Regions from separate parts of the Mus musculus genome. Here all the other regions are linked to region 2. The links are chromatin loops, found by intact Hi-C in ENCODE. Cell type or tissue: gastrocnemius. All regions are shown on one strand. Region 1 overlaps Rnase4 (ribonuclease, RNase A family 4). Region 2 holds the start of Ang4 (angiogenin, ribonuclease A family, member 4). Region 3 has its middle 9.6 kb from the start of Ear6. Region 4 overlaps AY358078 (cDNA sequence AY358078). Region 5 has its middle 9.8 kb from the start of Mettl17.

Region 1 (5,000 bases), 670 kb before region 2:
TCACTCCTTCCTTTAGACTTCTTTCAAAGTAGTTCCTGAAGTTGGCCTGAACGTCAGGGATAATATGTTTTTGGATCTATGGCATATGCACAGTGAAACTTCAGTCCTACCCTGAGCAAGGATAAGGACCATACACATAAGGAAAGAGGCAGCTTAGGAACAAAAGGCCGTGCTTAGCAAACATTATCATTGCTGAAAGAGATGTGTGGTCCACCAGGTGGTTAATATTTGACCCAGGCATGCTCAGGGGAAAGGTGAATGACTCCTTGTTTGCCCATGATTAGTGGCCTTGGTTTACAAGTCGCTGCCAAAGTAAAGATCCTTAGATAGGTTCTCCCCACCCCGTCACATGAGCACTGTATATTACCAGCCTGTGAGGAGCCTCTAGCTTCACACCGCAGGACCCTGTCTCCAGGAGCACGCAGCTGGACACATTCCCAGTCGGAGGAAAGCTGGCCAGCTTTGGTAAGATTCTTCCTTGTGGGTGTTCAACTCTCTGCTTCTTTTCCTCTGTGCTCTTTCTAGCAGTTCATCTATTTTAGTGAAACTGACTAACACCCCTTACGCTTTCTGGACTCAAACTTGCACATTAAAAAGAAAACGAGTAAGAGTTAAAATTTAAAATGAAAACAGGATTATTTGGTGTGGTTTGTATCTGGGAAGCAATTAATGGGATTTCGATCAAGGAGATGGAGATATAGGAGGGTTTCTTCAATTGTGATTAAAAGCCCCCAAAGGCTTAGGAAGCCATTTGCAGAAGGGCATGTGATCTGTCGTGTTTCCTCCATAACAAGCTTGGCTTGGCAGGAATAATAAGGAAAACCCCGAGTCTGGTGGTGGTGGTCCACACCTTTAATTTCAGCACTGGGGTGGTAGAGGCAGGCAGATCTCTGAGTTCAAGGCCAGTCTGGTCTATAAAGTGAGTTCCAGGACAGCCAGGGCTACCCAGAGAAAGCCTGTCTCCAAAAAGAAAAAGGAAAGAAAAGAAAAGAAAAAAAAAAAAAAAAAAAAAAAAGGAAAACCCGGAATCAGGAAGTACTTTCAGCAGTATTTCCTACTCAATTCTTTCCTAAAAAAAAAAAAGAAGGAAGAAAAAAGAAAAAGTTATGGACGCTCCTTAAAAACAAAGAGGAACATGAACCAAGATCAAAAGATGCTAGGTTGAGGGGAGAAAGGAGGAAAGACAGGAGGAAGACCAGGCACAGGGTGTTCTAGTCCAGTTGGACTGTTATGAAGATACACAAAGTAGGGAGAGTATACCTAGGAGAAGGGTGTTTATCACATTGCCACCCCAGCTGCAGGTAGTTTGCTACATGTCTAGTCTACATAGCACTGCCAACCCGGATTCCTGTGAGCACTACCTGGTTAAGAATGGGTAAACTGAGTCTGCACAAGAGTTGGAACTATTCCACTGCAGAAATCCGAATGACAGTCATTGTTGTGTATGCGACTAAGGTTCAGTACCTTTGGCCATGGCAGATTTACACCTGCACTCTCTAACAATAACACTCTCGCTTGTTTTCTCACAATTATACCTTGTCTGGCTTTGGGGGGAGTGTTAGAGTTAAACACACAGTGAGACAGTTTCAAGGGAGTGGACAGTAGACACTGGTGGTTGAGGTGTTCTGCTGGAAGTTGCTCCCTGGGTGTTTTAGAGAAACCATTATGAGAGACTGCATTGGGTGAGTTGGTAAAAATTAATGTGGAATTTCTGCAAATTAGAAGCAAGTAACCCCTTTCCTGGCCACATAGGCCTGAGAGCTTTCAAAGTCTAAATAGCAAGTATCTTTTTAGGATGAAGACCCCCCTATGTAGTGTTCATGGTACAGAGCCTTGGCTTACCCAGAGATCCTTCAGGGAAGATGTGTTTCAGTGAGACTGGACCAAGGTCACCCATCACCGATTTCTTCCAGTTGGTACCTTGTATCATCAACTAAGGTTATATAAATTTGCCGCTGCAATTCCAGTGTTGCTAGATTTGGCTCCTGAAACCGGTAAAGAATCCATTAGCTTAGTAAGAACCATACACTTTCAAAGCTGGAACCCCTCTCATTTATGGATGGTAAAGCATAGGCCTAAAGAGAAAAAGGAAGGAAACTATCAGAGAGATATTGAGAGCCTGCTGTGAAGCCAGCATTATGATTCAAGTAAAGAATACAGATCCCTGTCAGCTGTAGATTATAGAGCAGAAGGAAGTATGGACAGGTATATGGTTGTTTCCCTAAGATCACATGGTGTGTTTGGAAACAGCAGCCATGAAACCCAATAGCTGGTAACTGTTTGCTATATGATAGCCTTAGCATTAGGATCCTCCACATTATTGCTTTTGCTTTGGTGTCCTAAATACCCAGAGCCTGGCAACTTTAGGCACTCTGAGTGAGCCTACCAGTTCCCATTCCCCGCAACCTGGGTTTAAGTATAGGTTGGCATCTTCACAAGAGCCAACAGTCCTGCTACTGAATGGCAACATCCCTATCCACTGCTGCCACCTGCTGATCCTTTTGAGTATTACCAGCTCTTGTTATTTTGTTTGTTTAGGTTGGAGGTAGCCAGGCTAGTCCCTAAACCTGCCCAGGTCCTCCTTGCCTGCTCTGAGATTGCAGGCATGCATGCAGCATCACACCCAGATCTTCCTCCTTTTAAAAGAGAAATCACATCTAGGGAAGAGCATCCCAAGACAACATAAAGAGCTCAGCAACTGGGTGTCATGCAGCCCGGCAGCTCTGGTGAAGCAGTTGCCACACGGAAATGCTGGTAACTCTTTAGGGGTGGCTGTGCCTTCTGCACTTGTGCACCATCTCTTCTCAATAAACGAAACACACACACACACACACACACACACACACACACACACACACACACACTCACATTGGATTCTGTTACAGATCATAATCTTCTATGCTTTATGGAAGTTTGTTATTTCAGCGCTGTGAAATGACCGAGAATTTGGTGTTCTTTATAGCCTTATTCTGAGTCTGTGGTTATCATGAAACAGAAAGGATGGGCTAGTGTCAGATGCTAATTAGAAGGGCAGTTCACTTCCCACTCCATCACCTGACTTACACATGCTCAGTAGAGCCTTAGACCCCTGACCTCCTAGATTCCAAGCTATACTCCTGACTCTGCACTACTGACCAGATTATAGGCTGAGGGCCAGGACCTCAGCCTTCTACAAACAGACACATGCACACGCACGCACGCGCGCGCGCGCGCACACACACACACACACAGTAAAAGTAAGTATTCAGACTTACACATGAGAAAGACACAAAATAAAATTAATGGTTAACTTAATGCAGCTGAGAAACAAAATGCAGGGCAAAAACAAAATAAAACTTACTTGGAGCTGATTTTCTCCTTAACTAACATTTCCTTAGGCTGGCTGAAAGATGCAACATTCCCTGCATTTATTTATTTACAGACAAGGTCTCCTGTATCCCAGGCTGTCCTTGATTTGGCTATAGAGCCCAAGATGACCTTGAACTTCCAATTCTTCTGGCTCCACCTCCCTAGAACCACATAAACTGGGTGTGGTAGTTCTTAAGGAAGATCAAGAGTTTGGGCCCAGCCTGGGCTACATAGCAAGACCCTGTCTCAAAGTAAAACAAAACAAAAAAAAATCAAAACATAAAAGTTGATTTCTCCTGCTAAGTGTAGGGGCACTCATGGTCATCTGATATGGTGGGGTTCTGTGTGGAGGTGCAGGTTTGTGTGTTTCTCAGAAGCCGTGTACCATGTACCATGTTTTCTGGGACCTGAACCTCACCAATTACAATGCTGGCTGGTAGGGATCCTCGTGTTTCTACCTCCACAGCAGCAGGATTACAAGTGCTTGTCATCGAGCCCGACTTTTTACTTACTTGGCCATTTCTTCCCTGTGGTGAACTTTTTTAAGTTTTATTTTTACTATTTTAAATTAAGTGTATGCATGTGTGTCTGTTTCTGTGGGCAGATATGTGTAAGAGAATTCCTGGTGCCCACAGAAGCCAGAGGCACTAGATTCCTTGGAGCCTGAGTTGCTAGTGGATGTGAGCAGCTTAGTGTGGGTGCTGGGACCGGAACTCAGGCCCTCTGAAGAGTAATATACACTTTTAACTGCTGAGCCATCTCTGCAGCCCCACCATGAGCAGGGTTTTTATGTCTCAGGATGATCTTTTTCTATTTTCTCAAAGACTAAGGATATTATCAGAAATTGCTTTATTATCTCCTTATTATCTCCCAGTTCTCAAATTTTCAAATTTCCTAAGAAATAACAATTTAAAAGTCCATACGAAGGTCAAACTCCAGCAGAAGACACCTTTGATCCTATGCTGGATGTATGTGGTGCAGGGTAAACTGAGAACTCTGGGAGGTGATGGTAGGAATCTCCTCTCTTCTCCTCTTCAGAAAGATCTTACAGAAAAATTTAAGTCCCTTGCCTTCATGAAGAGATCTCAGTTTTGTTTTGTGTTTTGTTTTACAACACTGTCAGATCATTTGCCTATGTTAGCAGTATTACAAACATGGGAGACACTAGAAAATATTCTCTCAGATCATCCGAAGAGCCTCTGAAGATGAAGCTTGAGTTCCCCATTTTGCTCTCTAAGAGCTTCTTCTAGACCCACTTCAGGTACCACACAACGTGTTCCATTCTCCCTATGCACTGCATAGCAACTCTGCCCTCTGGGAGAAGTAGACCTGCACCCTTCATCCCAAGGTGATCTCTACAGCTTTCATCATTAATGTGGAACTGAGCGACTGCCTGGAGTCCCCAGCCTTGGGGCATGGGCTGTCCTGTGTTCTTGATCCCCACAAGTCATTGGCTCTCAGCTCCTGTGTTATGATCCATCTTGCCTCAGGAACCCCCATGCCTCCCCAATGGATGCCACATTTCTGTTCTGTGCTTTTCTGTCTTTCTTTCTTCTTCCTTGACCACCCCCTTCTCTCAACCCAAAAAACCCAAAGTCTTGTACATTATCCAGCTAGGGTGGAACTTCAGGATTCAAGCAATCCTTCTGTCT
Region 2 (5,000 bases):
ATTTCATAAATTCATTGTTTTTAATAGCTAAGTAGTACTCCATTGTATAAATGTACCACATTTTCTGTATCCATTTCTCTGTTGTGGGGCATCTGGGTTCTTTCCCGATTCTGGCTGTTATAAATAAGGCTGCTATGAACACAGTGGGGCGTTACAAGTGTCCTTATTACAAGATGGAGCATCTTCTGGGTATATGCCCAGAAGTGGTATTGCTGGATCTTCTCTTATGGACTTTTAAAATGTTATTTCTTAGGAAATTTGAAATTTTGAGAACTGGGAGATAATAGATATTGAGCAATTTCTGATCATATCCTTAATTCTTTGGAGAAAAAATATAAAAAGATCATCCTGAGACATAAAACCCTCCTCGTGGTGGGGCTACAGAGATGGCTCAGCAGTTAAAAGTGTATATTACTCTTCTGAGAGCCTGAGTTTCAGTCCCTGCACCCACACTAAGCTGCTCACATCCACTGGCAACCCAGGCTCCAAGGGATCCAATGCTCTGACCTCTGTGGACACCAGGAACTCTCTTACACATACCTGCCCACACACACACACTCATACACTTAACTTAAAATGATAAAAATAAAACTTAAAAAAGGTCACTACAGGGAGGAAATGGTCAAGTAAGTAAAAAATTGGACTCCATGACAAGCACTTGTATTCCTGGTGCTGTGGAGGTAGAAACACGAGGATCCCTACCAGCCAGCATTGTAATTGGTGAGGTTCAGGTCCCAGAAAACATGGTACATGGTACACGGCTTCTGAGAAACACACAAACCTGCACCTCCACACAGAACCCCATCATATCAGATGACCATGAGTGCCCCCACACTTAGCAGGAGAAATCAACTTTTATGTTTTGATTTTTTTGTTGTTTTGTTTTACTTTGAGACAGGGTCTTGCTATGTAGCCCAGGCTGGGCCCAAACTCTTGATCTTCCTTAAGAACTACCACACCTAGTTTATGTGGTTCTAGGGAGGTGGAGCCAGAAGAATTGGAAGTTCAAGATCATCTTGGTCTCTATAGCCAAATCAAGGACAGCCTGGGATACAGGAGACCTTGTCGTAAATAAATAAATGCAAGGAATGTTGCATCTTCAGCCAGCCTAAGGGAATGTCAGTTAAAGAGAAAATCAGCTCCAAGTAAGTTTTATTTTGTTTGTACCCTGCATTTTGTTTCTCAGCTGCATTAAGTTAACCATTAATTTTATTTTGTGTTTCCCTCATGCGTAGGTCTGAACACTTTTACTTTTACTGTGTGTGTGTGTGTGTGAGCATGTGCACATATGTGCATGTGTGGGTGTGTGTGCATGTATGTGCATGTGCGGGTGTGTACATGCATGTGTGTTTGGGTGTATGTGCATGTGCGAGTGTGTGTGTGTGTGTGTGTGTGTGTGTGTGTGTGTGTGTGTGTGTGTGTGTGTGCTTGTATGTGATGTGTGTAGAAGGCTGAGGTCCTGGACCTCAGCCTATAATCTGCTCAGTAGTGCAGAGTCAGGAGTATAGCTTGGAATCTAGGAGGTCAGGGGTTGAAGGCTCTACTGAGCATGTGTAAGATGGGTGATGGAGTGGGAAGTGAACTGCCCTTCTAATTAGCATCTCACTCTAGCCCACCGTTTCTATTTCATGATAACCAAAGACTCAGTATAAGGCTATAAAGAACACCAAATTCTTGGTCATTTCACAGCGCTAAAATAACAAACTTCCATAAAGAATAGCAGATTATGATCTGTAACAGAATCAAATGTGTGTGGTTTTTTTGTTTGTTGTTTCGTTTATTGAGAAGAGATGGTGCACACGTGCAGAAGGCACGACCACCCCTAAAGAGTTACCAGCATTTACTTGTGTCGACTACTTCACCAGAGCTGCCGGGCGCCATGACACCCACTTGCTGAGCTCTTTATGTTTGTCTTGGGATGCTCTTTCTTGGATGTAATTTCTCTTTTAAAATGAGGAAGATCTGGGTGTGATGCTGCAATCATGCCTGCAATCTCAGAGCAGGCAAGGAGGACTGGGTCATGTTTTGGGACTAGCCTGGCTACCTCCAACCTAAACAACAAAAAAAATAAAAAAATAAAAAAAAAAAATAACAAGAGCTGGTAATACTCAAAAGGATCAGCAGGTGGCAGCAGTGGATAGGGATGTTGCCATTCAGTAGCAGGACTGTTGGCTCTTGTGAAGATGCCAACCTATACTTAAAACCCAGATTGTGGGGAATGGGTATTGGTAGGCTCAGTCAGAGTGCCTAAAGTTGCCAGGTTCTGGGTATTTAGGACACCAAAGCAAAAGCAATAATGTGGAGGATCCAAATGCTATGGATACCATAAAGCAAGCAGTTACCAGCTATCGTGACTGCTCTTTCCAAACACACCATGTGATCTTAGGGAAACAACCATTTATCTATCCATACTTCCTGCTGCTCTATAATCTACAGCCGAGAGGGATCTGTATTCTTTACCTTGAATCATAGTGCTGGCTTCACAGCAGACTCTCAATATCTCTCTGGTAGTTACCTTCCTGTTTCTCTTTAGGCCTATGCTTTACCATCCATAAATGAGAGGGGGTTCCAGCTTTGAAAGTCTGTGGTTCTTACTAAACTAATGGATTCTTTACCGGTTTCATCTAGCAACACTGGAATTGCAGCAGCAAATTTAGATAATCTCAGTTGATGGTAGAAGGTAGCAACTGATAGATATCAGTGATGGGGTGACCTTGGTCCAGTTTCACTGAAACACATCTTCCCTGAAGTATCTCTGCGTAAGGCAAGGCTCTGTACCATGAACACTACATAGGGGGGGTCTTCATCCTAAAAAGATACTTGCTATTTAGGCTTTGGAAACTCTCAGGCCTATGTGGGCAGAAAAGGGGTTACTTGCTTCTAATTTGCAGAAATTCCACATTAATTTTTACCAACCCACCCAATGCAGTCTCTCATAATGGTTTCTCTAAAACACCCAGGAAGCAACTTCCAGCAGGACACCTCAACCACCAGTGTCTACTGTCCACTCCCTTGAAACTGTCTCACTGTGTGTTTAACTCTAAAACTCCCCTCAAAGCCAGGCAAGGTATAACTGTGAGAAAACAAGCAAGAGTGTTATTGTTAGGGAGTGCAGATGTAAATCTGCCATGGCTAAAGGTGCTGAACCTTAGTCACCTACACAATGACTGTCATTCGTATTTCTGCAGTGGAATAGTTCCAACTCTTGTGCAGACTCAGTTTACCCATTCTTAACCAGGTAGTGCTCACAGGAATGGACCTCCTCTGTTTCTCTGGGTTGGCAGTGCTTTGTAGCCTATACATGTATAGCAAACTACCTGCATCAGGGGTGGCAATGTGATAAACACCCTTTTCCTAGGTATACTCTTGCTACTTTGTGTATTCTCTGTGTATCCTCTCAACAGTCCAGCTGATGGAACACCTGATGCCTGGTCTTCCTCCTCCTCTCTCCTCCTTACTTCCGTCAACCTACCATCTTATGATCTTGGTTCATGTTCTACTTTGTTTTTAAAGAGCATCCATAATTTTTTTAAGGAAAGAAGCAAGGAGAAAGTACTGCTGAAAACACTTCCTGGCTTGGGGTTTTCTTTTTCTTTTTGGAGACAGGGTTTCTCTGTGTAGCCCTGGATGTACTGGAACTCACTCTGTAGACCAGGCTGGCCTTGACTTCAGAGATCTGCCTGCCTCTACCACCCCAGTGCTGAGATTAAAGGTGTGGGCCACCATCACCAGACTTGGGGTTTTTCTTATTATTCCTGCCAAGCCATATGCTTGTTATGGAAGAAAACACGGCAGGTCACATGCCCTTCTGCAAATGGCTTCCTAAGCGTCTGGGGGCTTTTAATCACAATTGAAGAAACCCTCCTATATCTCCATCTCCTTGCTCAAAATCCCATTAATTGCTTCCCAGATACAAACCACACCAAAGGAACCTGTTTTCATTTTAAATTTTGACTCTCAATTTTTTTCTTTTTAATGCGAGAGTTTGGGTCCAGAAAGCGTAAGGGGGGATAATCGGTTTCACTAAAATAGATGAACTGCTAGAAAGAGCACAGAGGAAAAGAAGCAGAGAGTTGAACACCCACAAGGAAGAATCTTACCAAAGCTGGCCAGCTTTCCTCCAACTGGGGACGAGTCTAGCTGTGTGCTCCTGGAGACAGGGTCCTTCGGTGTCAAGCTAGAGACTCCTCACAGGCTGGTAATATATAGTGCTCGTGTGACGGGGTGGGGAAACCTATGTATCTCTACTTTGGCAGAGACTTGTAAACCAAGGACACTAATCACGGACAAAGAATGAGTCACTCACCTTTCCCTGAGCATGCCTGGGACAGATAGTAACCACCTGGTGGACCACACATTTTTTTCAGGGAAGAGAATGAGTACTTCCTGAGTTCCTCTTCCCTCCATCCATCTGCAGGAAAAAAATATGGCTACTCAAACTCCTGTTCTTTAAAGCACAGTTGTAAAACCAGCTGTCTACATCTAAGCATTATGGGGACCATGTACAGAAGGAATTATGCATGTCTGCTCTGCTTATGAGGAAATGCCAAGATCGAACAGTAGACAAGCCACGGGGTCAGACTTCGAATACCCAGACACTACACAGCAGGGAAGTGAAGAAGTCTATGAGAATTGTTCTAACATATACATCTTCAGGGCTGGACAGATAGCTCAGTGGTTGCGGGCACTTACTCAGGCTCAGTTCTCAGACCCACATGGCAGTTCACCACCATCTGTAGTGATGCCTTGGTCTGGCCTCCCCAGGCATTGCATATGCGTGGTACACAGACATATATATATATATATATATATATATATATACATATATATATATATATATATGCAATTTTAAAAATTGTTATACGTTTATCTTATATCTAGGGCATGATTGCATTATTTTAGCTCTTTGTCAATTTCTAGATTTTCCTTCATCATTGTATAGATATTTGCATGTGATTTTGTGAGACCCCAACTTAGAGCATTTCTCCCTGGAAGGTAAA
Region 3 (5,000 bases), 91 kb after region 2:
ACTAGTGCCTAGTATTTGCAGAACCTGAGAACTTTCTTAAGCAGCAGTTGTTGTGCTGGCCTCCTAGGACATTGAGCAGCTGGTCCTGTCACCTTCCAGAGACCCTGGGAGAAGAACAACAACAAGAATGAGTGTGTCTCTGGTAAATAAACCACAGGGTCTACTGACCTTCAAGAACGTGGCCTTGGACTTCTCACTGGAGGAATGGGAATGTCTCAATTTTGCTCAGAGGACATTGTACATGGATGTGATGTTGGAGAATTACAATGATCTGTTGTTTTGTGGAAAATCATTGCATACATGGAAAGTATGGGAAGGTCTTGGATGAAGACATCCAGTACATTGTCCATGAACACATGAATATTCAAGAGAAGTCTTCTAAATGGGATGAGCTTAGCAAGGAATAGACAACACCAGGATGAATGGCAGTATGGGACACCGAACCATCCAGGGAAAAGTAGAAAAGGGATGAACCCTGCAACTCGAACCATCCAGGGAAAAGTAGAAAAGGGATGAACCCTGCAACTCCTCAGAACTTTTGGGTGAGGAGGTTGCACTTGTAAGAGATAAGTCTCTACTCATCTGTGATCCCTGTATTCACACCATTTGCTTCATACCCTATAAAGTACAAAATATTTCCCAGGCCTATGAACAAACTGTCCCATTTCAGCAAGAAAACTTGAGTTTACATAGTCTTAAATGATTCAGTACTCTGAGAAAAAGTATATCCTTGCTCAATGAGAGCAGGGTGTCCATTCTTCCTTTTGATATGGGGTTCATTGGAAAGATTTGGGACAACTTAAAAAGGTCTTTTGACACATCCTGGATAGTATCTTGTGCTATAATGGGAATAATAATAATAATAATAAAGAATGACAATGGATTTTTTTCGGAAGGAGGAGGGAGTTTCAAGGCAAAAGAGGGGATGATTTTATAATGAGCTTTAAACTAGAACCCATGTTGTATGGCTTTGTTATTATCACATGAACATTCATGATTACAGTAAGTTATTTAAGGACTGCTCGTGCAAGTATATAATGCTTCAGGCATAGGCTGCCCTTATTCCACTGAGATCTCATTCCTTACCCCACCCCTCTTCTCAGTGCTTTCCAAGCTGAGCCATCTCACCATCTCTTAACACTCCATACCACTGCAAATCAGCAAGAGAGCTCACGTACACCAATGCAAAGTCCATTAGGATTCCATGGCTCCTGCCATGATTCCAACACTTTGGGAGGAAAAAGTCAGAAGATTCAGGTTGGCCTGAATGACATACTCAGTAAACAAGAAACCTCAAAAAGCCATAACTCCAAGGAGAAGAGCTGGCAGGAGAGAGAAAATGGAAGATAAAGGGGACAGGCCTGAACAGGCAACCAGTGTTGGTATGCTAAGCCTGTTTGTCCCTCCTGCACCCTGAGTGAACTAGTTGCTTTTCCTTTAACACAAAAAGATGGCAATCAGGTCCTGTTTGCTGGAACAGACAGCTTCTTCAAACGTGTTGTCCATAACAATGTTGTGATAGGCTTACCTAATTTCCACTAGCTGACTTGTTTGTGTGCCTAGCTCTATACTGTTCTTCCTGCAAGTTCACAGTCACAGTAAAGGGGTACGACGTGGCCATGAACTACAAAGCAAAGGATAAAGTCACAAAATAGAAGCAGAGACCTGATGCCCATATCTCTGTTCTGACTGAACTATACTGTGCCTTTTAAGTTTTGAAATTAACTACAAATATAAAAATTTAATGATTTCAGGAGAGATGGCTCATTGGCTAAGAGCACTGACTATTCTTACAGGGTTCCTGACTTTGATTCTCAGCAACCACATGGTAACTCACAACCATCTATAATGGAATCTGATGCCCACTTCTGGTCTGTCTGAAGACAGTGACAGTGTACTTACATATATTAAATAAATAAATAAATAAATAAATAAATAAATAAATAAATAAATATCTACAGTTTTCAACCTAAAATAATCCTTATTTCTGCCTTCTGAGAAATCAGAAAATTTGGACAGTGTGGATCTAAATTTCCTGGATGCCACACCCAACAGAATCTGAAGTAGATGCTTCCTTCAGTGGCATCAGACACGATGGCACAAGCTTTTACCCCAGCACTTGATAGGCAGAGTCAAGTAGCTCTGAGTGAGTCTGAGCCTAGCCTGATCTACACAGCAAATATCAAGCCACCCAGAGCTAAATAGTGAGACCTGTCTCTGAAAAAACAAAGATATAAAACAAAACAAAAACAGTCCTCAGCTCCTGAGAAGGTGGGAGGTAGTTTATTCAGTAACCCAACACTGAGGAGACAATGCCAAGACTACTACTGGTTCAAAGAGAGTGATCTGGCTGAAGGCAAATCAGTGAGAAGCTGGAGAATTGGTAGGACCTACAGCCTCGTGCTGGATAAATGCCATACACTGAGCAGGACCAGAGCTGCTGAGCCCTGGAGTCCCTGAAAACACTATGATACTAAAAAAAAGGTGTTCTTATGGATAAGACTGATATATAAAAGCCTTGTAGGTTTGGGAAGGATACAAGAGCTAGGGGTGTCCTAGAAACCAATATGCAGCCTCTAAATTACTGTCTCCAAGACTTATCCTAACTGCTTTCATCTCTAGTGTGTTCTAAGCAGCCGTATCCCAGAATAGTGTCATCAAAGGGGAAGGCTGCTGAACATGGAAGGACAACCCCACTGGGATGATATCTCATTTCAGAGTAAAGCAGGACCCCCATCTCATACCAGTTTCCCTATTAACACACTAAGAAGGTTGAGCAGTCCATTGAGAGTTACAAAATTCTTAGTCTAGTAAAGAGACTCTAGTTGAGAAGATTCCAGTGGGAAGAACATCCACATCTGTGTTTTCTGTGTTTCAGGAGGAAATGAGGCCATCCCTATGCCAGGTCCTCCTTTCCCAAGCCCTGCACCAGCACAGGAATGCATAGCCCGCTCCTGCCCTCTGCTGACCACAAGGAGCTCTTACAGACCTCACTGTGGGCTAGCTCATAGCCCAACCTTTCTTAGCCTCCTGCAGGTGCCCAGCTTCAGCCTCTTCTTCTCTTTCTGAGACTGCACACTCTGCAGGAGATCTCCACCTCAACTCTGAAGTTGTCAAAGTGCTGTTCAGCCCTCAGATTTGGGAGTCACCTGTCCCATTCTGTCAGCCTGCAACATCACCCCAGATTCTGGTCTTCTTTTGTGGAATGAAGGATCTGTAATAAAAGACCTCATAGATTCCTTTCATCTCAGAATCTCTCTAGTTCTTGGAGTCACTGAATAAATGTGGGTGCATGTGCATATGTGTACATGTGTATGCATGTGTGTACATGTGTGTGCAGGAATGACTATGGAGGGGGCAAAGGTCAATCCTGAAATGTTTTAGTATGTAAGTCTGATTTATTTCAACAATTGCACTTAAATTTAGAAGAAATGTCTGACTTTATGCATGAAGAAAAACTATATTCCTCTATATGTGTGTGCTATAGTCTCTTCATTACACACACACACAGACATGGGAAATGGTCTTTTTATATTTATATACACACACATGTTCAGCAGTATACACATGTATAGTACTTCTGTAAGTCACACAGGTGTTCAGTAGACTTATCACACACACGCTCATACACACGTATGCAGGAGTCTTTCATTCCTATACACACAAGCCTGTGCCGTAGTCTCTTCATCCCTATACACACATGTGTGTGCAAAGGTCTTTTCATCTCTATATATATACATAGGTGTGTAGTAGCCTCTTCATCTGTATATACATACAGGTGTATACAGTAATCCCATCATCTCTAGATGCACACAGATGTACAGTGGTCTCTTCATTCATATGCAAAGGTGTATGCAGTTACCTCCTCATCTAAGACATCTTTTCCAGTTTCAATTCCCCAAGATTGACTCCATTAAGTGGGCAGAAGCAGCACAGGATGCAGAGAAAGACAAATGCCCCATTCAGACGTTTTATTATAGTAGTTGTTCAATCATATTGATGGTTCCAGTTAGTCTCTTATTATATCTAATTTATAAGTTGAACCATCATAAGTATTGTGTTTAGAAAATAAAAACATACTACTGTACCAATGATGTCCAGTACTATCCACAGTCAGGCATCCACTCACAGTCTTATGATCTGACTCCTATCACAGACACCAGTGTAAATCCTTAGCCTTCACATCTGTCTAAGCAAGTAATGTGTTCCCTTGCATCACTCTCCCCAACTCTCCGACTGGCGGGACAGAGTTCATTCTTCCATCCATAGCTTTATCTCAAACTTCAATTTGAACAATTCTATGTGGAAATGTGCTTTTTCAAAAGAATGAAGAGCTAAGGATGACAAAGAAAATGAAGGCCAGGGTCAAAAGATTTCTTTGCTTACCTCTGCTCACAAGAGAGGAGAACCCAGGCAGGCTCTGCTCTCTTAGCACTGCAGAAATGCTCCTGTTTGTTAGGACTGTCCTTCAGCCATTCCACAGACTGAAGCAAAGAAGCAAAGACTCGTGTCTCTTTGCTCTGATCCCTTAAGGGAGGTGGGATGCTAGATGGGAACTCTTTCCCACTCAGACTTAACCAGGAAGTCTGGACCTAGAGACAATCATCAAGCAGCCAGTTGTTAGCATATCTAGAGAACACAGAAACTGGACTCTCCATACCCATAGGCAGGTCAGTCCTCTGAAACCAGAAACTGGAGGAACAGGACTTTAATTACTGTCCAAAAGAATGGAACCAGATTCATATCTCTGGCTCTAGAAGGAGGATATCTTTAGCTGCCTAGAAGGTCATTCAGGGATAACTATCTAAACCTGGCCTCAGAGGCCCTAACCCTTCTAAGAATACTGAACTTGGACTTTCTGATTCACAAATTGATTACAAGTTTGTCTCTTTTTTTTAAGATTTATTTATTATATGTAAATACACTGTAGCTGTCTTCAGACACACCAGAAGAGGGCGTCAGATCTTGTTACGGGTGGTTGTGAGCCACCATGTGGTTGC
Region 4 (5,000 bases), 56 kb after region 2:
TGAGAAAGGACACTTCATACTCATCAAAGGAAACATCTACCAAGAGGAAGACTCAATTCTGAACTCCTATGCCTCAAGTGCAATGGTACCCTGATTTGGAAGATACCTTTCTAAATCTCAAAACACACATTGAACTGCACACAATAATGGGATATTTCATCTCTCTACATTCACTGATACAGAAATTAAATAGAGATGCAGTGTAAGTAAGAGAAGTTATGAACCAAATGGATTTAGCAGATATCCACAGAACATTTCACTCCCAATTTTAAAAAGGATACCTTTTTATAAACACACCATGAAACCTTCTATAAAACTGACTATATAATCAGACCCAAAACAAGCCTTAAAAGATACAAGAAGATTGAGAGAAAAACACATATCCCATCATATCACCAGGAACTAAGACTGGTCTTCAATAACAACAAGAACAACACAAAGCCCACATATTCATGGAAACAGAAAAACTATCTACTCAATGATAACTTGCTCAGGAAAGAAAGACTTTCTGTAATTCAATGAAAACAAAGAAGCACCACACTCCATCATTTGGGACACAAGGAAAGCAGTGTTATCAGGAAAATCCTCAGCACTGAGTGCCTTGGGGAACTGGGGGTAGCAACCAGATAGTCCCAGATAACAGGAAAACAGGTGAAAACGCGGGACGGCGGCCTACATGTTCCAGGGCGCGGACTACCAAGCTGGCAAATCAGGTTCCCGGTCCATGAAAAGCCCCTGGGAGGAGAATCGAGCGATCTTTTTGGAAGTCCAGAAGAAGGTATTTCTTCAAGCAAGTCTAATAGGATGGCATCTAATATTTTCGGACCAACTGAAGAACCTAAAAACATACCCAAGAGGACAAATCCTCCAGGAGGCAAAGAAAGTGGGGGATCTTCGATGAATCAACTCCTGTGGAAACTCGTCAACGTTTGAATCCACCCGGTGGGAAGACCAGTGACATATTTGGGTCCCCAGTCACTGCCACTGTGCCTCTGGCACACCCAAACAAGCCCAAGGATCATGTTTTGCTGTGTGAAGGTGAAGACTCTAAGTCTGACCTGAAATCTGCAACAGACTCCACACCCAGAGGAGAGCAGGGCGACAAAGGAAGCTCAAAAGAAGTAGAGCATGCAAAGATACCGGAGCCCACAGCTACAGTTGACAGTCATGAGCCCAGACTGGGGCCACGACCTCGCTCCCACAACAAAGTCCTGAACCCACCAGGAGGCAAATCCAGCCTCTCCTTCTATTGAGAAGCTCCTGCTCTGCCTGTAACTAGATCAGGCAGAGATTGAATTGAATGTTAGTGTTTCCTTTAACTCAAATGAGCTGGGGTGGGAGAGGGTTTGTCATGCGTGTGGGGTTGACTGCTCATAGGCCTTGTTGTCATGGGCAGAGCTGCACAGAGGACTGCCAAGACATACATTGTGGGGTAAACTGGGATGCTCTGGTCCCTCCTCTCTAACTGCTCTCTATGAAACACATCTGTAAAGTTGTGGGGAAGGCAGAAGAGCTGGGCCGTTAACAGAAGGATTCCAGGGTCTTTCTTGTCCTTGTGTTAGCAGGCTGCTGGCTGTTGGGCATATAAGTATGGTTTGGTTAGAAAAAAAAAACCCACACTACTCTCACTGTGGGCTGGAGGAGACACACACAAACAGAAACTCTTAAAGTGGAGTCTGCACTAACTAAGCCTTTCAGGAAATGCCTATCACTAAATGCTTCCCCCTCTGAGATGCCTCAGAACCCTAATGTCTTCTCTCCTTCCCCCATTATGTCACTCTGTAGTATTGAAACATGACTGCTCTTTTTGGTAGCAGTCAACAGGAAGTCAAGCCGTTATTCTCAGTCCTATCCTGGGTGGAAGGGTTTTTTTATACACCAGTCTTCTGAGTTGTCCCATACTGCACCTAAAATCATGGCCAGGTCTGAGATAGCAGCCTGTCTTCCTCTACAGCTGGCTTAGTTCCCTTCATGCCAGATTTGCTTATGGGTTGTTCCTTTTGTTTGTCTCATCAGCCTTAAGCATAGGCCTTAGTTCTGCACCTGTGAGGGGTTCTCCCTGTTCATGGTTCTTCCTGTACAGAAGGTCTCTGGCCTCCGCAGGGCCATATATGTCCAGGTATTGGGTGGATTCCTGTTCTCCTGTCTTGCTTTGCTCCTATAATTGGGAGGAAAGCTTGCTGAAGGATGTTGGGTTCGTTGGCTGCTTTACCAATGTATGGAAAGGTGTTTTTAGTGTCAGCTCCTTATAAATGCCTGTGCATTGCTTCAACGCTTAGAAAAGTGCTACTCTCTACACCAAAGCACAAGAGCTGCCTTTAGAAAGCTTTAGACTTCTTGACCTTGCTCATAAACAGTGCTCCTTAAGCCAGGATACTAAGTGTTTTGGCAGAAGGTCAGAGCAGTCATTTGACAGCAGAGGTAGAGTCATGTCACTTCCTGCCAGGCAGATGTCCCTGTTCAGCCCTTGGGGGGTTCCTTCTTTCCCCTCTGCTGTGCATCTGTGGAAGGGGCTTCTGAGCGGTGCTACTTTTGCTTCTAGTGCCTACAGAGTGACACACCGACCTACAAGTGCCTGCAGGAGCCACCTGCCAGGCTCTGCGTCCTACCCGGTCTGACCGTGGCTTTATCAACCAGAGTTTTCCTCTTCAGCTGCCCTGTATCCTGAAGCCAAGTAACAGGTCTTACATGTATGTAATTCTCTAACAACTCAAATGGCTTGTGGTTCAGTCATCATGCGCTCTATTTTGGAATTTAGAGCATTTTTTTCCATTTAAGAAAATGTCATAAATGATGTTGACTTTATTTAGCCCAGACACTAACTTTTTTAGGTTATAAGGAAATAATACAATGATAGAGATAATCCTTTTATAACTGCTCTCTTAAGTAGAAAATGATTTGTGAGTTCCAAATCGAATTGTCTCGAGGAATCTAACATCACTATGCTGATTCTGCTCTTAGCCCTGTGAGAGAAAAGCTTCAAGCGCCACCTGCTGGCCTGGATGGCTGGGAGGATATGGGGACCTGCGACAGTGGTCCACAGCAGTGGCTGCCTTATTCATCTCCCATCCTTCTATCTACTGCTGCAGCTGGGCTCGGAGTGTGAATCTGTATATTAGTGCCCAGATAAATCCAGTGATATACAATTGTCACCTACATTAAGCATTAAAACTTTTTTTAAGTGTATTTGGTGCCAATATTTTTCTATCGCTGTGTCAGAGCAAGAAACCTGTCCTTACATCATAATACTTTTTTTTGTTTTTGTTTTTGTTTTTGTTTTTTGAGACACTGTAGCCCTGGATGTCCTGGAATCCACTCTGCAGTCCAGGCTGGCCTCGAATTCAGAAATCCACCTGCCTCTGCCTCCCAAGTGCTAGGATTAAAGGCATAAATCCTAGCACCACCGCCCAGCGATAATACAATTTTGATAGGAACATTTTGCTATTTTTTATGAGGCAGAACTGGGTATAATGGTTGAATTAAACTTACTAACCACAAAAAAAAAAAAAAAACAGGAAAACAAGAGCCTTCCAGTACACCTACAGGAATGACATTAGCTGAAATACCACACAAAGGGGAAGGAGAACCTGTTGAGACAATGACCAGCGGTTAGGGATGGTCCCCCAGTTGAGGGGAAGGGCTACCCACCTATCTCTAAAATTGTAATCCAGAATTGCCCCTGTCTAAAGGAAATACAGAGACAAAGAATGGAGCAGAGACTGAAGGAAAGGCCATACAGAGACTACCCAACTTGGGCATCCATCCAACCTGCAGACACCAAACCCAAACACTATTTCAGGTGCCAAGGACTGCTTGCTGACAGGAGAGTGATACAGCTGTCTCCTGAGATGCTCTGCCAGATCCTAACCAATAGAGATGGAGATGCTCACCATCAATCATTGGACTGATTGACCCCAATGGAGGAGTTAGGAGAAGAATTGAAATAGCTAAAGTGGCCTCATCTGGCATCAGTGGGAGGGGAGGCCCTTGATACTGTAGAAGCTTGATGCCCCAGTGTAGAGGAATACAATGGTGGTGAGGCGGGAGTAGGTAGTTGGGTGGAATCTTCTGCTAAAGAACTGCTTGTGCATAACCTCCTGCCAGGAGACCTCTCTGTGTTCCCAGCCACTTCCACCACCACCAATCCCGAGCAATCCACCTGAGCTAGCCAGATACTCTCCCCTGCCCTATGGAGATATAGCCAGAGAACCCTCCTCCAGGCCCTTTCCCTTCGGCCTCCGGCCAGGGTCCACCCAAGGGTCCCTCCTGTACCCATTCTGTTCTCAGCTCTTCTCCCATATCCAGCTGCATCTGCAGTGTCCAGGACTGAGAACCTGATGTCCCAGGCCTCTGTGCATCCCAGGGACCCCAGAACTGGATCTTCCACGGTACCCAGCAGTGTCTGAGGTGCCAGAGAGTCTGAGTCCAACTCTAGCAGGTTCAGCGGAACCTCAGACTGCTCCTTGCCCACCCCCAGAGTAGGGTCCTTCGGCTTCCCACAGTCTGGTGCCTGCACAGCAGTACCATGAGGTGTGCACAGTAAAACTCCTCTAATCCACCTCACCCAGTGGCCTGAGTCCTGGGCTTGACTCTGGAACCCATTTCTTACCCCACAGTGACTATTGACCTATCATGGTACATGCTTTTAATACCAGCATTTGGGAGGCAGGCACAGGAAAATCTCTGAGTTCGAGGCCAGCCTGGTGATTTTCAGGACATCTACAGCTACACGGGTAATTCTTGTCTCAAAAACATTTGCCAAGGCTCACAAGAAATTTTTGTTTATGTTTACGGTATCTGTTCAAATTCATCTTCTTAAAAATTGAAACTATAGTGTTTTATACAAGTTATATATTGCAAGTTATGATGTGCACTCACTGATAATTGGAGTTATCCTGGCTTGAGTCCATAGGTGACACCACCTCTCTTCTGGTCTCATTGTTGTCAGCGGGCTGATTCCAGAAAGATTGCCACAAAACCAGCACCTTACCAATGCCTGT
Region 5 (5,000 bases), 100 kb after region 2:
TGTGTGTGTGTGTGTGTGTGTGTGTTTGTAAATCATACTCTTCAGTGTACATAATTAATTTACAGTATACATGTAGCATTAAAAACACATAAAATATCACATATCTATATCACATATATTTTTACTGTATATACTTCCTTAATTTAATATATGCACGCACTATATATGTATAAAATGGCAACAACAAAACGGTTCCACATTCACCCTCTGAGCCTGTGAAGAGGGTCTGTGGTAACAGAAATTCAAACCTGAAAAACTTGTGAAATGAAAAGAAATGCTGCCAAAATGAGCAGCACAGATCTGACCCCACCTCCAAGCCCAGCCATACCCACCTCAGTGCCTTTGCTCTTGCCACACAGCAAGGTTCTCTGCACACACTCCCTCACTCTTCTCCTCTCCTTCCTTACATCCACTCCACTGAGGTGGCTGAGGATCACGGAACAAAGGAGGAGTCCAGCAGATCTGCCTGTCTTTTGGAAAAGAGGATAAATGCCCTGGAGCAAGGCAGATTGCACCAGAGGCCTGTAGACTGCAGAAGGACAGACAGCCGTGTACTTTACCCCACAGTATCCTGACGGTCAGTGACGTTGAACTGTTTCTCATAGGTTAGTCCCACTCAGAAAGCAAGGAGACAGATTACAGCAAATACTGGTGGGTGGGTGCCAGAGAGATCCTCTATACGTGGCTAGTAGGAATGTATAGTGGCTACTGCAGCCACTATGCAAATCAATATAAGGTTCTTCAGACAGCTGAGACCAGCTTTCCATGAGAACCCACACACAGGCACTGAGAATGTGCCGACTTCTCCAGGATGACATTCAGACCTATGGTGACATCGGGCTAAGACCCTGCAGAGAAACCCATGCGTTAGTTAGCTTGAGTTCCTTAGAGTAACAGTTGTTCATTGAAAGATTCGAAGATCTGGTAGGTGTGATGTTGCATGTCCTTTACTCTCTTGTATTTGAAGGTGTTTGGTTGGTGGGCTTGCAGAACCCTGGAGACCCTTCTCCTGCTCCTGATTACAGCACTGGTTGAAACTGTCCGAGATCCTGCATGCCGGTAGGCATGACAGTTAGTCAACTAAGAACCTCTCACACTCCGGAAACAGTTGCTCCCCAGTCCCCCACTCTGCCTCTAATGGCTCAATGCCTACAACCCACCATCACTAATGACCAATGAGCCAAGTTTCCACTGTCACCATCATTGTATGGTCCCTATGCGCATGTTCCATGACCCCACCTCCAACCTCCACTCTGATCCCTGCCTATAAAACCAGCCATCATGACCTGGTCTGAGGCTTTCTCTATCACTGCTCAGAGGTGGCCATTTTGTGCCTGCCCCCAATAAATCTCTTTCATGAGGTCTGCTGTGGTGTGATTTTGTGGTATTCCTTGGCCCAAGAAGGCCGAGATACTTTTTCGCTGTAAGACCCTCTCAGTGACCATGTCTGCACAAAGTTAGGGCTGAAGAAACACGTGATCAAGGCAGCAGAAGCAAAAGGAGGGTTGTTGTGAAAACCATTATTTTCTGTGAAAGTTGTGAAGTGAGGATTAGTCCCTGTCTCCTCTCTCTCTCTCTCTCTCTCTCTCTCTCTCATTGGCAAGAAAGGCCAGGGCCAGTGAGATGCCTCAATAGGTAAAGTAGCTTTCCATCAAGCCCAATGACATGAGTTTGATCCTCAGGACCCACATAGTGGAAGAGAACCAACTCCAACATACTGTCCTCTGGCATCCATACATGTGCCTGTGCATAGGCTCTCTCTCTCTCTCTCTCTCTCTCTCTCTCTCTCTCTCTCACACACACACACACACACACACACACACACACACACACACACTAAATGAATGTTTAAAAGATGTTTTAAATGAAAGAAAAATACCTTATACAAAGTGTCTCTACTCTAATTCCTCCCCACCTTTCCTTCTCTCTCTTCTCCATCTCAGAAACTGGCTTAGTCACCACTCTTCCTTCACATCTTCTGTGCACTTTTTTTATTTCTGTGCCTCTGCCATAGCACAAAATAGTTTCTTAAAGAGCAATTTACACATTTTCTTTATGATTTATGTACTTTTATTTTATGCATATTGCTGTTCGTCCTGCATGTAGGTGTGTATGAGGGTGTCAGATCCAAGGAACCTGGGGAGTTACAGACAGGTGTGAGCTGCCATGTGGATGCTAGGAGTTGAAGTCAGGTCTTCTGGAAGAGCAGCCCAGTGCTCTTAACTGCTGAGCTATCTCTGCAACCCTGGCCCAGAATATTCTTAATCATATTTCTTAAAAAAAAAAAAATGTGTCTTTTCCAGAGGGTATGTGCATGTAACTGTAGGTGCTCATAGAGACCAGAAGAGGGCGTGAGATCCCTTGGAGCTGCAGATAGGGTTATTGTGAGTTGCCCATTGTGGGCCCTGGGAAATAAATTGCAGTCCTATAAAAGAGCAAGTGTCCTGTCCGCTCTCGACCAGCAAGAATGACACGACCACCAGTCCTTCTAACAGCAGTTTATTCAGCAAACTTCAGTCTTCCTCTCTCTTCTTTCTCTTTATCTATCTCTCCCAATAATAATAATCCTCTCTCGAATAATAATCCTCTAACTAACCCGGGCCTCTCACTCTTATATACTCTCAGCCCTCATCCACTCACGGCAGGCCACGTCACCTCACCAGGCACGCAGCTTCAGCTAATCAGGGCAGCAGGGGCATATCTCCACCAAAATGGATTCGCCAGTATCCTGGTACACCTGCGCAGCTCCCATGATGGTTGTGGCTTATATTCAGGTGAGGAAGTCAAGTGCAAGTCATAAGACTTAGCTGCAGTCCCTGGTGCCTTCTTGGGACTGCCGCCACACCCGCTCCTCACAAGCAAGTACTCTTAACTCTCTTAACTGCCGAGCCATCTCTTCAGCCTCTCCTAATCTTGGTTCTTGCTTCCAGATTTGTTCAGAAAACTAGAGTAGATGGAGCTGTCACCTAAGAGAAGGACCACATCCTTGTAAAGAGAAGACAAGACTCCCCCATCTCAAAGAATACTTGATTTTTCACCTGAACTGCTCAATAAATGCCAAATGTGCCTTTGCAATTTGCTTTGGGGATTAGAATGGTTTTTTTTCTTTTATGTTGGGGGTTTGAATCAAGGTTCTGTGAGAAGATAATGGTATTTCTCAAGTAGGGAATTTGGAATGCCAACAAATGCAGGATGGAACATAGAAATGGCTAGAATCGTTAGGTCAAGTGATGTAGCCATGCTAAGAAGTCTTTCTGAAGAAAAGAAGCCTTGCTGTGCATTATATAATTTGAATGTGCTTGCCTGATTATCAGAATTCCTTGTTGAAGTGGAAATGTTTAACTCTGTTATCAAAGGACCTATGTGGATTAAAAATGGGGTCTTGCATCCGCTCGGGGCCACTGAGTGAGGCAGGATGCCGAGGGAAGGTTTGACTGCTGTGCACACCCATGGAACTGCTGGGTGGAAGTCTGCTGTGAGAAGCCACAGGACCCCACTCCGGGGTTGGGGAAGGCACAGTCTGAAGTCCCAGAGGACCTGCCGGAGTTAGGCAGCACAGACACCACTAGGGGCTTCAAAAGAGACAGTTCTGGGGTCCCTGGGTCGCACAGAAGCCAGAGACATCAGGTTCTCAGTCTTGGACATCTCCGACACTGCTGGATGTCGTGGAAGAGCTGAGAACAGAGTGGGGACCCTTGGGCAGACTGGGGGGAGGGGGGAAGCAGGGAGGGCGCAAAGGAAAAAGGGTAGAAGGAGAGAGCTCTGGCAGGTTACCATGGGGGCGAGAGTCCTTGTCTTGCCTGGTGGCTTGTTCAGTGGGGCTTGGGTTGGTGGTGGCTGTGGCTGGAGCGCAGAGAGGCCTCACTGCGGGAGGTTAGACATACAGCTCTCTAGAGGAAGACCTGTTCCATTGCTCTAGCATGGTGGATGAGAAGAGGCAGTCCATGGTTTTAAGGAGTTTATTGTAGAAAGGCAGAGAGAGGGAGAGGGTAGAGAAATAGAGGGCGGCCATGGCTATGTGAAGAAAGGGAGGGAAGGCAGACAGAGGGGGAGCAAGAGAGCAAGAGTAAAAGCAAGAGAATAAGAGGTAAGAGAGAGGGGAGGAAGCAAGCAGCCCCTTTTATAGAGGGCCTGGTCTACCTGGCTGTTACCAGGTAACTGTGGAGAGGAGCATACCTGACTATTTCCAGGTAACTGTGGGAGTGGAGTTCTAACAGAATGTCAGGAGCTTGGAGTATCGGGGGCGGGGGCTGGGGGGGGGAGCCTGTGGGAGGCTGTAGCTGTGACAGGAGTCAGGGGCTCAGGAGTGGTGCCCACTTTCCTTGAGTGTCCTGGTTTCCTGGCTCAGGTTTTAGGCATCAGGATAGATGGTTTTGCTGACTGCTTATACTTTTAAATCGGATCTCCCTATGTTCTTGTAAACTAAGGCAAGTATTTCCCAATCCCATCGTATAAGGAGATAACAGAGCCTCTGTGATGTCCCACGAAATAAGGCGTGCTGCCATTGGCATTCAAAACTTAACTGCATTCTGCTTGACCTGCTGTGATACAGCCTGCAATCCCAGCTACTCTAGAGCCCAAGGCAAGGGGAGCACAAGTTCAAGGCCTGCCTTGCGCAAGCATCGCAAGATCCTGTCTCAAAAATAAAAAAATAAAAAGTTGCAGAGTTGTAACTCATTTGGTAGAGGACTTCTCAAGCAAAAGGGGAAAGGATGAGAGCTGCAGAGAGAAGAGGGAAAGGAGAAAAACAAGAGACAGAGGAAAAGAGAAAAGGAATTGGGGAGGGAGCAGATAGACTGCCTAACTCTACCCTCTAACTGCTCTCTCGGGCCCCTTATCCAGTCCCGCCTGCTGTCTGCCCACTCTTCTCAGGACCACAGCTCCATGATTCCCCACAGCTGCCTCTACCCTCCAGTGAGAATTCCTCACATTCAGTCTTCACATCATGCCCCCTTCTTTACCCTCTCTGAGGCTGAGGATCGCTCATCGTGAAGAGCCAG

Evidence for each region. Peaks named below come from ENCODE experiments on the same cell type or tissue, not always from the same donor. Only the 100,000 strongest peaks of a DNase experiment are listed, where the experiment ranks them.
Region 1: a loop joins it to region 2, with 20 times the contacts of the local background. A loop is called at or near these places in 15 of 42 quality-filtered maps.
Region 3: it touches region 2 in a loop (3-fold over the local background); 18 of 42 quality-filtered maps call a loop at or near these places.
Region 4: it touches region 2 in a loop (5-fold over the local background); 14 of 42 quality-filtered maps call a loop at or near these places.
Region 5: a loop joins it to region 2, with 2.3 times the contacts of the local background. A loop is called at or near these places in 14 of 42 quality-filtered maps.

The regions. Positions count from the first base shown.
Region 1 is chr14:51,096,009-51,101,008 of GRCm38, forward strand. Rnase4 (ribonuclease, RNase A family 4) reads left to right here. Exons shown (of 2, transcript NM_201239.3): 1 at 1-465. It overlaps Ang (angiogenin, ribonuclease, RNase A family, 5), which reads left to right. Exons shown (of 2, transcript NM_007447.3): 1 at 1-465. Among named protein-coding and RNA genes, the nearest start is that of Rnase4, 2.5 kb to the left of the region's middle. In gastrocnemius, a CTCF peak has its summit at 2,510 (motif pointing left); DNase peaks (open chromatin) are centred at 409 and 2,495; H3K4me3 peaks cover 435 bases.
Region 2 is chr14:51,769,412-51,774,411 of GRCm38, forward strand. Ang4 (angiogenin, ribonuclease A family, member 4) reads right to left here and starts at 4,179. Exons shown (of 2, transcript NM_177544.4): 1 at 4,101-4,179. In gastrocnemius, a CTCF peak has its summit at 2,118 (motif pointing right); no DNase peak of the experiment used is centred here.
Region 3 is chr14:51,860,851-51,865,850 of GRCm38, forward strand. No RefSeq gene overlaps it. Among named protein-coding and RNA genes, the nearest start is that of Ear6, 9.6 kb to the left of the region's middle. In gastrocnemius, a CTCF peak has its summit at 2,964 (motif pointing left); a DNase peak (open chromatin) is centred at 2,948.
Region 4 is chr14:51,825,044-51,830,043 of GRCm38, forward strand. AY358078 (cDNA sequence AY358078) reads left to right here. Exons shown (of 9, transcript NM_194347.1): 9 at 872-1,316. The coding sequence ends at 1,253. It also overlaps the pseudogene Gm6047. Among named protein-coding and RNA genes, the nearest start is that of Ear6, 26 kb to the right of the region's middle. In gastrocnemius, a CTCF peak has its summit at 2,990 (motif pointing left); DNase peaks (open chromatin) are centred at 3,012, 3,782 and 4,295.
Region 5 is chr14:51,872,533-51,877,532 of GRCm38, forward strand. No RefSeq gene overlaps it. Among named protein-coding and RNA genes, the nearest start is that of Mettl17, 9.8 kb to the right of the region's middle. In gastrocnemius, no CTCF peak of the experiment used is centred here; no DNase peak of the experiment used is centred here.